Linked DNA regions of Homo sapiens: region 2 is linked to region 1. A link is an interaction called in ENCODE POLR2A ChIA-PET data of the cell type or tissue named here. Cell type or tissue: OCI-LY7. All regions are shown on one strand. Each heading gives the region's core, and the rest is flanking DNA. Links, peaks and the distances in the headings are about the cores only. Region 1 holds the start of LOC105376859 (a long non-coding RNA gene). Region 2 has its middle 15 kb from the start of MDS2.

The links. ChIA-PET counts read pairs that join two places held together with the same protein. Peaks named below come from ENCODE experiments on the same cell type or tissue, not always from the same donor. Only the 100,000 strongest peaks of a DNase experiment are listed, where the experiment ranks them.
Region 2: POLR2A ChIA-PET joins it to region 1 with 34 read pairs; 26 of 35 experiments call an interaction of 5 or more read pairs at or near these places.

What each region holds. Positions count from the first base shown.
Region 1 is chr1:23,550,567-23,558,890 of GRCh38, reverse strand. It overlaps ID3 (inhibitor of DNA binding 3), which reads left to right. Exons shown (of 3, transcript NM_002167.5): 3 at 476-965. It overlaps LOC124903876 (a long non-coding RNA gene), which reads right to left. Exons shown (of 3, transcript XR_007065537.1): 2 at 6,796-6,907. LOC105376859 (a long non-coding RNA gene) reads left to right here and starts at 3,949. Exons shown (of 5, transcript NR_188656.1): 1 at 3,949-4,419; 2 at 6,818-6,971; 3 at 7,178-7,270; 4 at 7,435-8,126. RefSeq lists an enhancer at 391-520 and a silencer at 3,781-4,270. In OCI-LY7, for the core only: CTCF peaks have their summits at 851, 3,803 and 6,698; DNase peaks (open chromatin) are centred at 1,930, 2,410, 3,530, 3,910 and 6 weaker places; H3K4me3 peaks cover 7,150 bases; H3K27ac peaks cover 7,680 bases.
Region 2 is chr1:23,607,901-23,616,224 of GRCh38, reverse strand. No RefSeq gene overlaps it. Among named protein-coding and RNA genes, the nearest start is that of MDS2, 15 kb to the left of the region's middle. RefSeq lists an enhancer at 3,356-3,405. In OCI-LY7, for the core only: CTCF peaks have their summits at 2,598, 2,797, 5,089 and 5,346; DNase peaks (open chromatin) are centred at 1,364, 1,854, 2,914 and 4,064; H3K4me3 peaks cover 3,545 bases; H3K27ac peaks cover 7,815 bases.

The sequences.
Region 1 (8,324 bases), core at 19-8,018:
CTGGAGTTGGCAGACGTTTTGAAAAATTGCCACTCACTCGGTTTAGGGAAACTGAGGCCAGAGAGGGACAAGTGACTTGCCCATGGTTGCATCAAATGAATGGCAGAGTCAGTTTCCATGTGATGTGCATTTAAGCCTTAAATGCGCCTGGGCCCTGCCCTCCCGCAGTGGCCGAGGGTCTGGCAAAGTAGACATGGGTCCGACTAAATACAAGTCTTTCTGTTCCATGTTGTATAGGGAGCTGTCTTCGGCAGCCCCCTCCCAGCTAGTGTCAATTCCAAGTAGGAGGGGTAGCGCAAGCTCCGCCTGTGGTCTTTGGCGCCAACTGGGTGGGGGCAGCGTGGGGCGCGGAGTTATCAGCTGGAGGTACAGACCAAGTTTCCTCCCTGGCGCCGGCCAGTCTGCGGACGGCCCCCGCCTCGGCACGCTCGGCGGAAACTGACTGCTCCTTGGTCTTCTTTCCTCCCCCGCCCAGAACGCAGGTGCTGGCGCCCGTTCTGCCTGGGACCCCGGGAACCTCTCCTGCCGGAAGCCGGACGGCAGGGATGGGCCCCAACTTCGCCCTGCCCACTTGACTTCACCAAATCCCTTCCTGGAGACTAAACCTGGTGCTCAGGAGCGAAGGACTGTGAACTTGTGGCCTGAAGAGCCAGAGCTAGCTCTGGCCACCAGCTGGGCGACGTCACCCTGCTCCCACCCCACCCCCAAGTTCTAAGGTCTCTTCAGAGCGTGGAGGTGTGGAAGGAGTGGCTGCTCTCCAAACTATGCCAAGGCGGCGGCAGAGCTGGTCTTCTGGTCTCCTTGGAGAAAGGTTCTGTTGCCCTGATTTATGAACTCTATAATAGAGTATATAGGTTTTGTACCTTTTTTACAGGAAGGTGACTTTCTGTAACAATGCGATGTATATTAAACTTTTTATAAAAGTTAACATTTTGCATAATAAACGATTTTTAAACACTTGTGTATATGATGACACCCGTCTCCATTAAGTACTAATGATGCTTTCTCGCACATGGCCGAATTTTGGGAGCTTTGGGAAAGTGAACTTGCTTATTCTACGAGAGGGAAATGAAAAACTGCCTGGTTGAGAGGGGATGGGGTGGAGAGAGAAGGGTTCATGATGGGAGTCTCATGTCCATTGAGGGATGGGTGCAGAGAAAAGTTCTGGGCTCTGCTCATTATTTCAGAGATGAAACCAGAGACTGGTGCAAGCTTGCCCAGCAAGTTGGTGGCTCAGGCAACTTGAAAGTTGGTGGCTCAGGCAACTTGAAAACTGAGTTTTCATGTCCCTTGAGATCTAGCAGTAGCTTTCCTCTTTATTGTTACTATTGACTATGCCTTTCTAGCAGGGGATGTGGTAAGAGGAGAGCCTCAAGTTTGCTTCACCTGGTGCCCAGGCATGGGTGGTGGTTGATAGACCAATTCCAAAAATGAATAAACTGATAACTGGGCCTGGTTTCATTTCCTTCTTGCTCTCTGGGCTGGCTTCCTTGCGGGCTTCCAAAGTTGGAAAAAAGAGGGAGGTCTCCTGAAATGGATAAAGATTTGGATGCTGGTTGGGAAGTACTGATAGTAATCCCTTCTTTAATGCTAGGTGGTTGTGGAGTCCGACCCTGAACAAGGAATGTGAGGCAGAGACTCCACAGTCCTCATTTCTGCTGGTATTTCTACATCACCTCCATTGGGAACCTATTCTGTAAGCATCCCTATCCCTATTTCAGAAATGGGGAAAGGGAACCTCTGTGGGTAATGCTTCTGAACCAGGTTTTCACAGCCTTTGAGAGGTAGAGATGGGATTTGAACCGTGACTTGATTGTGGTGAACAGGAGCAGGGCTGGGGACTGGCCATTCCTTGAGGCCAGGCCTGGCAGTGGGGCAGAGAGCAAGATCCCAACCCATGCCTTCCCCCACACCCCTGGTGGCTCCCCAGGTGGGCTTCACCAGGTGCCTGGCCTTACTAGAGATTCCTGTTTATGGTATGATCTCATCTGTGTGTTGGTCCCTGGCATGAATTACTTCAATATTTCATAACAAACAGGTCACGTCATCACCTTTAGTGCCTTAACCCTGGTGAGCTTGCTGGGGTGAACAGGGGCATGGGGGAGGAGGAGAACCTCTGGCATTGCCAACCAAACTCCCAGCCTGATCAGTGGTTCTTAACCTGTTCTGTGTCCTGGTCACTCTGATCTGAAGGAAGATATGAACACTCTCTTAAAAAAATACACACACAGTGCAGAGCAATAGCAGACTTCAATCCTCATGTGAGGAACCCTTGCCCCAAACCACCTACAAGGCCTGGGTTGGGTCTATCTTGGATTGTTTTTTAGGTGTGCTGTGCTGGCTTTAGAGACGACCATAAAGGGACATAAATCCCTGCTCTGTCACCTCTTACCTGTATAACTTCAGGCTAGGGACTTTGCCTCTCTTGAGCCCCAGTTTCTGCATCTGTAAAGGAAGCTGATTCTAAGGCAGCGGTTCTGAGGTCCTAGGCCCCACATTACACCATGAACTGCAGTAGAGCCAGGCATTGAGCTCAACGTCTTATACCCTTTTCTGCCACAGCATGTTGCCTCCCGTTTGCTCGGAAGTTTCAGTACCGTGGAAGGCTAAAAAGGGCTGCGGTGGTCATCTGCCGAGTGACCTTGAGCAAGCATTCCACCTCTCTGAGCCATGCTCCTTCTGTGCCCTGCTGCCTCCCAGGACAGAAGATAATGGTGGGAAAGTTCTTTGAAATGCATCACACACCTACGAGGTATTATTAAGCTAATTCCAAGGAAATTGCCTGTCAGGACTCCCAGGACTGAGTTGTTCAGGTGGCCAGGACAAAAGAAAGACCAGCATGCCAATCCATTAGTCATTAGAGAGTGAAAGCAATTTGGCCCTAGGTCAGATAACTCCCAGAGAGGATAGTGTCTTCTGTCATAATCACCTATGGAAGTGCCTGCCAGGTTCCAGACTATTTTATCTTCCATTTTTGTTCTAATCCTCACAAACCACCGTGATGGGTAACATTCCTTGGTTTATAGAAAAAAGACTCAGGCTGAATAACTTGATCACCCAGCAAGAAAGTGGCACACAGCAAGAAACAGTTCACACAGCAAGAAAGTAGCAGAGCAGAGTTTAGGAACCCCAGCTTCCTCTAGCTTCAAAGCTCATGTTCTTGCCTTCTCTTCAAATTGGCTCTTTTCCCTCGCCATTCCCAAAGCCTGGCACATGCTTGGTCCCCAGGGGGTGCTTGTCCCAGGGAGCGCTTGTGGAATGAAAGACCTAGGACTCCCCCTCATCTGTGAAAGGGGGATGTCGGTACCTCCCTTCCATGTGTGTTGTTCGGATAAACTATAAGGCGCATAAAGTATCCACGAGGCTTCCTTAACTACAAGATTCACTGCTGAGTGTCTTGTGCAAATTGTCGCATGCGATCGGATTCAGAGCTGATCGCATCGGCTGTGAAATACAGACATTTGGGAGGTGTCTTTATTTTATAAATGAACTAGCTCAGAACAGGCGAAGTAACTTGCCGGTGGCCACACGGCTTCTAAGTAACAAAGCCAGAATTCAAATTCATGTCTGTGACACCAGAAATGGTGCCCTTTTCAGAAAGCCAGTTATAGCTCTCTAGCTGTGGACGCGCCGGACAACCTTCAATTATCTGTCTTCCCGGCCTCATCACCCCTCGTGGCCACGACTCTTCCCCATGCCCCAGGCTAAACCTGAGAACCTCCTGCCGCGCTCTTTCCCGCAGCGCTGCTTCCAAGGGCTCCACTCTGCCCACTCCCAGACCTCCCCGGAGACAGCCGCTCCCCACCGGCGGCGCTGCGGCGCCCGGGCTGGGGCAGAGCCTCGGCCCACGTGGCCTGGAGCCCGGCAGGGCGGAGCCGAGCCGGCCCCGCCTCCTCCCCGCCCCGCCCCTCCCGGCGCCCCACGCTCCCCCCGCGGGCCCTGGGGGCCGCTCGCAGGTGTTCGCTGGCGCCCGGATGTCTGAGCTCTGGCTCCGCTCTGGCTCCGGCTCCCTCCGCAGCCTGCGGGCGGGGCTCGCAGCCCATCCGGAGCCTCGCGGCGCCCCCGCCGCTCCGCCAGCAGCGCGGCCTCCCGGTTCCCAGCCTCGCGGCCTGGGGGGCCCCCCACCCAGCGGAGTCGCTGACCCCACTCCTCTCCCGCTGCCCCCAGCTGCGCTCGGGCCGCTGCAGCCTCTGCGCACCCCCACCCGCTTCCTGCCCCGTCCGCGAGGCCGCCCTGGATCGCACCCGGTTCCTTCCTTCCTTCGTTCTTTCAGGCAACTCGCATTCCTCGAGCGCCTGCGACGTGCCCTGCACAGGGCCTTCCCGGCCTTCCGAGTGTGGCCCCAGGCCCGCTGGGCTCCTCCGGGAAGCCTCTGCCCTCTCGAAGTCCTTCCCCACCTCCGCCCCTCTGTTCCATGAGGTGCTTCGCTGAGAGTCGAGCAATTTAATTGTTCTCTGATTAGTTCTCCTCTTAGGGGTCAGTCAGTGGCAAGGTCACGGAGTCTCTTTGTGGCTGAGATCGGGGGTCAGAGCGTGGCCGGATTTGGGGTTTCGCCAGCCTGGGGCAGGCTTTAGGGATAAATGTGGGTAGTCAGGCTGTGGGGGTCCGTCTGTGGGCAGTGTCAAAAGCCAAGGTTAGTGAGTCCGTGTTTGGGTAGGGTCGGTGGGCAGTCGGGATCAGGGTAGTGAGACACCTTGAGACCGGGACTTTGGGGGTTGCCTTTGACAAACCAGATTAAGGAGGGAGGAGTTCTCTGAAGTCCCCTGAACTCATATTCACCTCTCGCCGTCGTTGGGGGCTGACCATAGGCGCCCCCCCGCCTCCGCCTTCTGAGCTGTGGAGCTGTGCTTCCATCGGGGGACGCCTCTCCTCACTGCTACCCTGCTTCTACTTTGTGCCCGATGCTGCAGGCAGAAGCTCTCACCCGGCCAGACTTGTCAAAGGGAGCCTGGGCTTAGAGTGAGGGTGGCCAGGGTAGGGAGGCCTTAGGCTTCCTGGGGACCCCTACCCTGAAGCCACCCAGGAAAGCAGATGTTCTTCCTTGCTGTTTAAGTCATTTGTTGTAATTCTGAAGCTTGTCAGGGATGGAAGGGCGGGCCCTTAGAGGTCACAAATGTAGCCCAGAGAGGGGCAGGAACCTGCTCAGGGACACACAGCAAGTTAGTGTTCACGTTGGGATTGGAACACCAGCCTCCCACTTTACTATCCAGGGCTCTTTTCGTGATGCTCTCCCTACCCTGAGTAAGGGTTGTTTTTCCCACTATAGAGATGGGGCAGCGGAAGCCTGGAGAGGCCGAGAGACTGCCTCTTAGCTTGAGGATCTGCAAAAATGAAGTCAGGGAAGGGTGACTTCCCAAAGCATTGTCTCTTGGCATTGCCCACCTAGCCCCCTCCCTGCCACCCTCGTTAGGAGCAAATAGAACAAGGGTGGCCAAGCATCGAGATGAGGCAGGGAGGGAGAGAACACTGTAAGAACTGCTGGGGAAAAGCTTAGCTGGGCTCTTATGGAAACATATGGAACTCATTACCCGGAGTTGAGGTGGTCGCTGGCCAGCTGGCAGTTGGTCCCTTTGGGGCTAAAAATGTGCCTTGTGTGGCAATGAGGGTACCCAAGGCACGGCAGACTCCCCAGAATAACCTCCCCACTCACCGATCCAAGTTATTTCTGAATACTGGTTTGTTTCCTATGCCTGTGCCATTTCTTTTTTTCGTCTTTTTTTTTTTTTTTAACCGAGTCTCGTACTGTCGCCCAGGCTGTAGTGCAGTGGCGCGATCTCAGCTCACTGCAACCTCCGCCTCCCTGGTTCACGCCATTCTCCTGCCTCAGCCTCCCGAGTAGCTGAGACCACAGGCACCCACCACCACGCCTGGCTATTTTTTTTGTATTTTTAGTAGAGACGGGGTTTTGCCATGTTAGCCAGGATGGTCTCGATCTCCTGACCTCGTGATCCGCCCTCCTCGGCCTCCCAAAGAGCTGGGATTACAGGCGTGAGCCACCGCGCCCGGCCTCCTATACCTATGCCATTTCTAGCATCAAAAAAAGGGTTTCAAGGCCGGGCCGGTGGCTCACACCTGTAATTCCAGCACTTTGGGAGGCCAAGGGGGGCACATCACCTGAGGGGAGGAGTTCAAGACGAGCCTGGCCAACATGATAAACCTCGTCTCTACTAAAAATACAAACATTAGCTGGACATGGTGCCACGTGCCTGTAATCCCAGCTACTGGGAAGGGAAGGTTGAGGCAGGAGAATCACTTGAACCCAGGAGGCAGAGGTTACAGTGAGCTGAGCATCTGGGCAACAGAGTGAGATTCCATCTCCAAAAAAAAAAGGGGGTTTCAAGACATGCCACTGTAGGTTATGCAGGGAAGAGATGAGAGATTCAGGACCATCAGGACAGACAACCATATTGCTCCATTCCCCACCCCACATACACCCTGACTCTCTTCATCAGGGCCAGGGGCCACCTGGTCTTACAGTGGTTCCATATCCATTGTTCATGATCCCAGCTTCCACTGAGGGTTCATCCAGGTGGGCCCCAAGGGGCCTAGATGTTAATCCCTGTCAATCACATTTTCCACTGCAGGTTCAACTCCATATACAAAGAGAACAGCAAGAAAGTGTTTCAAAAGAGGCCATTCACTAGTGGGCGGCATTTTACAGTCTATGTGGTAACGTGGACTGGTTGGGGGGTGCTTCCATTTCACCCCCCTCAGGGCTCATAGGTGTTAGGGGACCTGCTAAAGGTCACCCTGGAGTAACTGTCAGAGCCACAGTCTACAGGATGGCCTCCTTACCCAGTGCTTTGGATGTCTGCAGCTGTTTTGAAACTTCATGCAAACCGGTGGGTGCTGCAGAATTGGCCTCTTCCAGCCACAGCAGTAATCCTGTTACGTTCTCTCTGTGAGTCTGGGAAACATACAGACACTGGTTGAAACTTCAGCTTTGTCATTTACCAGCTGTGCTATCACAGGTAAGTTTTTTGTTTTCTTTTTGTTTTTTTGAGACAGGGTCTCAATCTGTTACCCATGCAGGACTGCAGTGACATGATCGCTGCTCTTACTGCAGCCCTGACCTCCCGGGCTCGAGTGATCCTTCCACCTCAGCCTTCTAAGTAATTGGGACTACAGGTGTGCGCCAGCATGCCTGGCTAATTTTTTTTTTTTGTATGTTGCTTAGGCTGGTCTGAAACTCCTGGGCTCAAGCAGTTCTCCCACATTGGCTTCCCAAAGTGCTGGGATTACAGGTCTGAACCACCGAACCGGGCCACAGGTAAGTTATTTGTCGTCTCTGAGCCTCACATGGTTGAATTGATGATTAAATTAGATGACATATGTAAAGCATCTGGTACTTGGTAGGCTCCAGATGACCCCCACCACAGAGTTTGCTGGGCTTGGTGTCAGATTCCTAGCCTTATTCCTTCTTCTTCTTTCCAGAGTGGCAATGTGGTTGGCATGACCCAGTCACAGCACCCCGGGACTCTTGTCCAGCATTGGCGCTCTATATGCAGAGCCCTTTCACTCAGCCTGGCAGCATCTGATCAGCGTCGAAGCCCAGTGGCTTGAGGAATAAATATAAACAGTGCAGAGACTAAAAGCAGAGCTCTGGTCCAGCACATCTACTCCCAAGCTCTGCCACCCTGGACAAGCTCCTTCCCCTCTCTGAGCCTCAGTCTCCTCCCTGTAATACTGTAAGAACCCTGTCCACAGTTGTGTGCCGATATACTGAATGTAAAGCACCTAAAAGCCTGCCAGGACGTGGCAGGCACTCAAGAAGCATTACTAGATTCATTTCACACATGGAGAAACTGAGTCCCAGAGTGGGAAAGTGACTCAGGCAAAGATTCCCTCACAGAACTGGGGATAAAAATCCAGATCTTCAAGCTCCCAGTCAGTGCCTAATTACTACTTTCTCATTCTTGGAATTTGTAATTATTTCATGACAAGTGTGCTTTTGGCTGCTGGAGGGACAGAGCTTCAGAGGTTGTGAGCCTCCCCTGGCTCAGCCTGACCCAGAACCAGCTCACTCATGAAACTACCCTCTCTTGAAGAGAATAGGAGTTGTGGGGAGGAAGAACATAACCCAGAGGCCAGAGAACGTGGAGGCCAGGGTTGGTGTAACTGTGTAGGTAAGAGCAGCAGCTTCGTGATCAGCCAGACCTGCATTTAAATCCTTCTCTGCCACTTCTTAGCTGTGTGACCAGCTACATGACACCACCTCCCTGAGCCTCAGGTTTTCATCTGTAAACTTTCAATGCTACCTCTCCCATAGGGTTGTTGTAGGAATTAAATAAGACAACAGAGGTAGAGTACCTGCTCCCAACTGG
Region 2 (8,324 bases), core at 46-8,045, 57 kb before region 1:
GAAAGGCTCTGGGACCCGGTTTCACCAACACTGATTATGCCACCTCCCCCAGCAGAGTCTGTTTGCTTATCTGTGAAATGGGGGCAATGACAGAACACCCACCCCATAGGGTGACAGAGAAGGCTGAGTGAGAGACACTGAGAAATGCTTACCCCGGTGCAATGTAGCACCACTCAGGCACCATTCATTCATTTATTCATTTATTCATTCATTCATTCACTCACTCATTGAACAATCTTTAACTGAGTGCCTCCTTTGTATCAGTCCCTATGCCAAACACAGTGGATGTAAAGAAGACACAGGGATCTGAGGATGCGTGGGATACAGACCTGATGGTGGATGGTTATGATACAGGGTGATAAGTGCTGAAGGGACTGGGTTTTGCAAGCCCAGAGAAATTTGGTCCACATGGAGGCCCCAGGGCAGCCCCCTGAGGAGACAACATTTGAGATGACATTTCATGAGCACTCACCATGGGTCAGGCACTGGGTGTGCCAAGCGTTTCCACGTTGTTCCTGTGACGTCGGGGAGGGGATGGGGCCCAGAGAGGGTGGGAGGCTTACTCAGGGTCACCGTGCTCGTAAGTGGGGACACCAGGGCTGGCCCACCTCCACTGGATGAGTTTGCCAGATGGGGAGAGAGGAGAGACAGGATGTCAGGCAGAGGGCAAAAGACAATGTGACCCAATCCTCTAGGATGGGGAGAGGAAGCTGGGATTCCCATAGGGAAAGCCCATATCTGTAGAAGGGTGGGCCAGAGGCAGTAGGACAAGGGCAAGGTGAGAGCCATGACCTCCAGCAAGTCCTGTGCCTCCTGGAACCTCCGTCTCCTCCTCTATGAACTCAGGATAAGGACATCTATTATATTATCTTCATCTCCATTTTACAGGTGAGAAACAGATTAGATCAAGGCTATCCAGTTGCAGAGCCCACGAGCTGAGCCATGCACTGTGGTTCTGCTGGAGCAGATGAGATGTATGAGTTCCCTGCAAACCCTCCTGTTTGTCTCAAGAGTGGGAGCCATGAAAAGCACCCCAAGAGTAGGGGGGAGACTTCATGGGAGCAGCCCTCAGAGAGACCCAGAAGATGCTCCTGTGCTCCTACCCAGAAATTCAGTCTCTTAAGGACCTTAGAGACAGTTTCATTCATGCATTAGTGAGGAGCGATGCCTACAACTTGCAAATGGAGAAACTGAGTTCAGAAAGGAGGGAGTGACTTGTCCAAGGTCACACCACAAGCTGGTGGTAGAAATCCCTCCAGAATGCAGGCATCCCAACATCTGGTTTTGTCCATTTCTCCATTCCCCTGACTCCTCACAAATGACTTGTCCCCTTGTCCCCAGCATGGTGATCTCTACCGGTCCTGAGCATTTAATATGGGCCAGACTCTTCGCCTTACTCTGACTCTCCAAGCCACCCTATGAAGTGGTATCCAAAGGCAACTTACTTACTTAAATACATGGCTTATTGATAGTATGTTACAAAACACATAAAATAATAATTGATGTATCTGCATTTCATGACCACCCTATAAATTGCACAATTCCTATTTTACAGATGAGAAAATTAAGGCTCAGAGATGGGAAAAGACTGTCTCAGGGACACACAGCGAGCAAGCAACAGGGTGAGGATTAGTATCCAGGCATCTCTGACTCCAAAGCAGGGGTGTCTTGTCCACACCCCAAGCTGCTGTCAGGGAACAGATGGGAGAGCCTGCAAGGGGAGGTGAGAGGAAGGTGCTGAGCCCCAGTCATGAGCGAGGTGACAGTTATTGTAGTGGCTAAACAGGTGGCCCCTGAGATCAGGCTGCCTGGGCTGGAATCCTGGTCTACCACTCCTTAGCACTGTGCGTTCAGGCAAACCATTGGTCCGCTCTGAGCCTTGACTTCCTTATCTGTAAAATGGGCGTGGTAATAATATGCCACCCTCATTAGGTTCCTGGAAGGGTTAAATGAGTGTGTAGCCCATGGTACATGCAATGGAAGTGCTGCCTCTTATTTGTGTGGCATTCTGCAGTGACTGTCTCGTGTACTCTCAATAGTGCTTATAACTCTTACGGGTTCTGGAGCTAGCCACCTGGCCTCTGCTACCACTTCCTAGCAGGGCGGCAGAGCTTAGAGGGAGATTTAAGGTGAGGATGGTGAGGTTTAAGTCCTGGGTCCCTCATTGGCATGGCCTTGTACTTCATTATTTAAAGAGACCCCCCCGCCCTCAGTATTGTATAACCTTTACTGACATCCTGCCAAGCCTGGATCTGCCCCTGTGTGAGGAACTCTACCTCTCTGTGTGCCTCAGTTTTCTCATCTGTTAAGTGGGAAGAATGTTAATTGTGCCAAATAAATGAATTAATACGTGTAGAATGCTTTAAAAGTGCCTGGTGCATAGTAAATGCCCAATACCTATTGGCTTCTTAAGTAAATCTCCAGTGGTAAATGTGCTTAAGTGCTAGTAAACGTGTTAAATGCTTTCCATGTGTCATGTGGTTTCATTATTTTTAATCTTCACAACAAACCATCCCATTTTCAGAGAGGTGAAGTAACTTGCCCGAGGTGACAGACTGTGGAAGCCAAATGGGTCTGACTCCAGAGCCAGGCCCCTGACCACCGTGCCAGCTACTTCCCTGTTGATGAGGGTTCCCTCCCCTCCCCACTGGCAGCTGAACCTGGAGGACTCAGGTCACACCTCCAGCAGGTACTGTCTGCCAGGCCCAGGTCACCTGAAGGTGGCCTATGAGGCCCCTGCAGGAAAGAAGCCCCCATGTCCAGCTGGGCCCAGGCCCTGCCCCACCTCGCACCCTCATCCCTCCTGCCCCCTAGAGCTTCCTCCTGAGCTCCCGTCACCAGAGGCCCTGGCCCAGGTGGGGCGGGGGCTAACGGGTGACAATGACCGATTTAGAAAGTAAAGTTGCTTCTCAAACAAATAAGAAAGAAGAGGAAAGAAATGGCCTGCCCGCTTCCTGCCCCACTCTCTCTTCCAGCACCTGGGGCCCAGCTGCAGGCTTTTCACTGCTTGTTTGTTCATCCTGCCTCGAGAAGCCTCTTCTTGAAGCCCCAGGCCCCCTCCATATGGGCGTTGGGATAATTGTTGAGCCAGTGGAAATAAGCACCCTCCATGATTGTTGTATTGTCATCGTCTCCAGTATTGTTTTGGACAACAATACCAGTAATCATAACAATCTGGGTTTCCTGCGGTTGGGAGGGGGGGACTACCAGCTTCGACTTGGGAGAAGTCCCCCTGGCTCTGCAGTTTCTGAGATGTGGAGGCCTGAGCAGGTCATAACTCCTCTCTGGGCCTCAGTTTCCTTGTCTGCAAAATGGGGACAGGGTGATGGTGAGGGCTGAATGGGGCAAGCATGGCCTGTGAAGCATAGTGCATGGCCCTGGTGGGAACCATTCAGTTGATTACTATGAAAGCCAGGGTCACACAGAAGCAATTTTAAGAGCCTCCTCAGACAAGGTTGGAAAGCTCAGTGGACTCCAGGATACAATGCTTATAAAGCCCTTGGTGTGTTTCTAATAACTGCTCTGAGTGCTTTATGTATTATCATTCATTTCATCCTTACCACAACCAGATGAAGCAGATGCTATTGCTGTTCCTATTTCATAGATGAGGAAACTAAGATGCAGAGAAATGACTTGTCCAAGGTCAGCACAGCTGGTAGGTGCAATTGGGGATGTGGATGCAGCCTTTCCAGGTCCAGGATCGGTGCTCTAAGCTGCATACACTGCCCTGGGGTCAGGGTCTGGCTCTGAAGGGTCTGACTTGCCTCGCGATCGTGGACAAGTCATTTGCCTTCTAAGCCTCAGACTTCTTCTACAAAATGAGCAGCCCATGATACCTGCCTGTAGATGTTGTACAATCCTAAAGGAGAGTTGTGGTCAGATTAGCGACAATGTAGAGAAAGACAATGAATGAGTACACCAGGGGTTCAGGAAGCCATGGCTGACTGCGATCATTATTATTAGTTTTAAAGTCACAGGCAAGAGGCAGCCTAGAGGATGCTGAGGGCCCTGCCCAGCTTTGAAAGTCTAAATCCTGTGGTTGCAGCTGGGGAGTGACTCCGGGAGGCACCTGGTGAGAGGTGGCTCCACCCGTTGGGGCTAAAAAAATCCCTGAGGCTGCCACCGTGCAATCTGCCAGTCACCTGCTCCAACTAATGGCAAACTCTCCAACCCTGCTTCCCTGCCCCTACCCCCACCCCCTATGAGCTGTGTGGCCCTGGAGAAATCATCTGACCTCTCTAAGTTTCTGGAAAAAAACACTGACCTTGTAGAGCTTTGTTGGATTGGAAATAGTGCCTAGCAATAGGTAGTTGCTACCAGGTGATGAGAACCTGCACTTTGAGGCCCACTTGTGTTCCAGTCCTGGCTATGCTACTTCCTGTTGTGTGACCTTGGGCAGGTTGCTTAGCCTCTCTGAGACTCAGTTTCCACAACTGGAAAATGGATTAGCACAGCACCTGACACACAGTAGGTGCTTAAGTGCTAATGATTATTGTTGTGTATGGCCATTTATTGTATTTTTTTTTTTGGTTTTTGAAATGGAGTCTCACTCTGTCTCCCAGGCTGGAGTGCAATGATGCCATCTCAGCTCACTGCAACCTCTGCCTCCTGGGTTCAAGCAATTCTCCTGCCTCAGCCTCCTGAGTAGCTGGGATTACAGGTGTGTGTCACCACAGCCAGCTAATTTTTTTTTTTTTTGGAAATGGAGTCTCACTCTGTTGCCCAGGCTGGATTTGCAGTGGTGCGATCTTGGCTCACTGCAACCTCCACCTCCCAGGTTCAAGCAATTCTCCTACCTCAGCCTCCCGAGTAGCTGGGATTACAGGTGTGTGCCACCACACCTGTGTAATTTTTTGTATTTTTAGTAGAGATGGGGTTTCACCGTGTTAGCCAGGATGGTCTCGATCTCCTGACCTCGTGATCCACCCGCCTTGGCCTCCCAAAGTGCTTGGATTACAGGCATGAGCCACTGCACCCAGCATTTATTGTATTTTATAAGCATATCCAGAAGTCCTTTAAAGATCCTGAGGGTATTATGTTCTTTCTCATGCTGGATCTCTCTGTTTGCCCCTCTAGAACTCTCCTCTGCCCTTCCTCAACCTGTTCTGTACCTTGATTAGGTGACCTTTGTGGGTGACATCAATGGCCCCCATTGCCCTCTGGCTTCTGGCTGGGTGAGGCAAGAGGACAGAGGACAGGTGGCAAGTGGGGACTGGTATTTATTCCCCAGCCCCTTCCTACAGGGTTGCCACCTTGGCTGTGTCCCTCACCCGAAGCCTACAGCTCCTATCAGGCAGCCCTGTGCATACATCTCTGGCCATGGGTCCAGGTGACCTCTCCCTCCCCACCCTTCAGGCCACAGGTGGTAACAGCTCCTCATATTGCCTGCCAGCCCTGGGGTACTGCACCATTCCCCCTGGTTTTCCTAAACCTTGTCCACACCTTTGTTAGTAGTCCCTTCATTAAACTTTTTACAAATTACCCATTTGGTTATACCATCTGTTCCCTGCCAGAGCCTTGATCAGGGTTTATGTGGCATGTATCCTGTTGTTTTCACCTAGAACTCCAGGTATGGAAGAATAATAAAATTCTCACTGCAATTCACACTGCTTTCACATACATGTAGTCATCCACTTTATTAATTACTGCTGAGCATCTGCTGTGTGCCAGGCTGTATGCAAGGAATTAGGAGTAGAGATGACCAAGATATAGTTCCTGCCCTCAAGGAGCTCCTGGGCTAGTCAGAGAGACAGACCCTAAACAGACAACTACAATATAACTTCTAAAAGCTGTAACAGGCCGGGTGTGGTGGCTCATGCCTGTAATCCCAGCACTTTGGGAGGCTGAGATGGGTGGATTGCTTGAGGTCTTGAACCAGCCTGGCCAACATGGTGAAACCCCATCTCCACCAAAAAACACAAAAATTAGTTGGGCATGGTGGCATGTGCCTGTAATCCCAGCTACCCAGGAGGCTGAGGCATGAGAATCGCTTGAACCGAGAGCGGAGGTTGCAGTAAGCCGAGATCACGCCACTACATTCCAGCCTGGGTGACAGAGCTATAAAAAAATAAAAGCTATAATAGAGACACATGCAAACCCTGTGACAAGGCAGGAGAGAAGCCACCAAACTCTGGGAGAGGCTGGGATGGCTGCATAGCAGAAGGATTTTTGAGCAGCATCTTTTTTTAAATTCTATTTTAGTAACATATTTAATCCAATGTCTCAAAATATTATCAATATGAAATATTATCCATTATAATAGATATAAAAATTCTTGAGATTTTAAAAGACATAGAAAAATGTCCAGGAAGCTTTCTGTGACTTTCTTGGGCAGAATTAGGCATTTCCATCATCACACATGGCTAGAGGTTGAGCAGCATCTGGGAGGTGGGAGGTGATGGTATTCTCCCATTTTACGGATGAGGAAGCAGAGACTCAGAAGAGTTAATCACTTGCCTGAGGTCACAGTAACTCCCTGGCAGAGCAGGATTCGAACCTGCTGTTGTGTCATTCCAAAGCCTGTCTCTCCTTGCTGCTCTGTCCACCTCTGGGCCCCTCCTCCCAGAAGGAAGCAGTTGACAAGGGCTGAAAAGTCAAAACTTAAACTGAAGTCTTCTGCCCCCAAGTCCCATAGTGTTCCTGCTATCAACCGACTCTAGGGGACAGACTGAGGGAAAGGCAGCAACCCTCCAAACTGGGTTCCATTTTTATTTTTATTTATTTATTTTGAGACAGAGTCTCGCTCTGTCGCCCAGGCTGGAGTGCAGTGGCACGACTCAGCTCACCGCAACCTCCACCTCCCAGGTTCAAGCGATTCTCCTGCCTCAGCCTCCCAAGTAGCTGGAACTACAGGCGCCTGCCACCACACCCGGTTAATTTTTGTATTTTTAGTAGAGACGGGGTTTCACCATATTGGCCAGGCTGGTCTCGAACTCCTGACCTCAGGTGATCTGCCCTCCTCGGCCTCCCAAAGTGTTGGGATTGTAGGCGTGAGCCACTATGCCCAGGCTTAAATTGGGTTCTGACCCCTATTCTTCTTGGGTCTCTGAGGTGGCATGGAGTAGGTTGCAGAAGATAACTGGCGACTCAAGGTCAGTTGTAAAATTCTCTTTTAGCAGATGAGAGGGTTGTTCATGGGTGAAGGTACAGGCTGTACTGGATGGTGGGGAGAGGAAGGGAAAGTAGACGAGGCAGGAAAAGTGGCCAGTGGGTCATCTTGGCATCTTTGCCAGTGTCATGGTCAGCAATTCCCTCCTCACCAAAACATCCAGAAACACCCACTCCCGAGCCTCGTGTAGTACGCAGAGTTCACAGTGAATTAGTCACCATCATCTTAACCCTGATAGTTGAGAAATTAAAATGTGTTGAGAAAGGTAAGACATTCTAATGGGCAGCTGACCCCAGGCTCTCATGTGGAGAGAGCCATAGGAGGGTTCTCTGGCCAACATCCATGCATTGGAGGGGAAACCAGAGCCCTGGAATCATGGAAGCAAGGAGCATTCGCTGGTATGTCCAGGCGTGTGTTTGGTGACTCCAGTGATGTGTGGTGCCAACAATAATTATCAGTAGCTAATTATTCGCTGACCTCTTCACTTTAACAATTATTCATCCCCCCATCAAATCATCTGTCCATAGCCTACACAGCCATCCACCTCTCAATTCCTTCATTCATCCATTCATTCATTTTCTCCCCATTCCCCCATCCATCCTCCACCATTGACTCTGCACATGGTCCTGTGCTGGATGCCTGACATGCAACTACAAGACTCAGATCTTGCCTTCAAACCTGGTGAGGTATTCAGACACTTAGTCTAAGCAAGAGAGGTAAGTGCGGTGATGGAGTGTTCTAGGAGGGGCAGTGAGAGCTCCAAGGAGGAAATGCCTAATTCTGCTGGAGGGAGTCAGAAAAGGCTTCCCGGAGGAAGGAACACTGCAGCTGGTCTTCATAGAGGAGCAGGGGCTCATGAAGCCAGAAGAAGGAAGCCTGGCTGATGAGATGGGCAGCGATTCAGACCAGCTAGGGACACAAAAGAACTTGTCACAGAAGCCGATGGGAGGAAATCAAGGAGAACTGGCCTCTAGCCAAGATTTCACCCCAGGTTCTCAGCAGGAGTGACTTAGGAATGGTGTCAACTTGGAAGTTTGCACCATTTTTACCTGGCCTTGCCTTCTCTTGGCACAGTGCAGTCTCCAGGACATCAGACCTGAGGAGCATCCAAGTTAGTCCCCTTATTTCAAGTCAGGGAAACTGAGGCCTGAAGTGGCGATGAGACATGCCAAAGTTACACAGAGAGTTAGGGGATCCAAACCCAGGTCTCTTACTC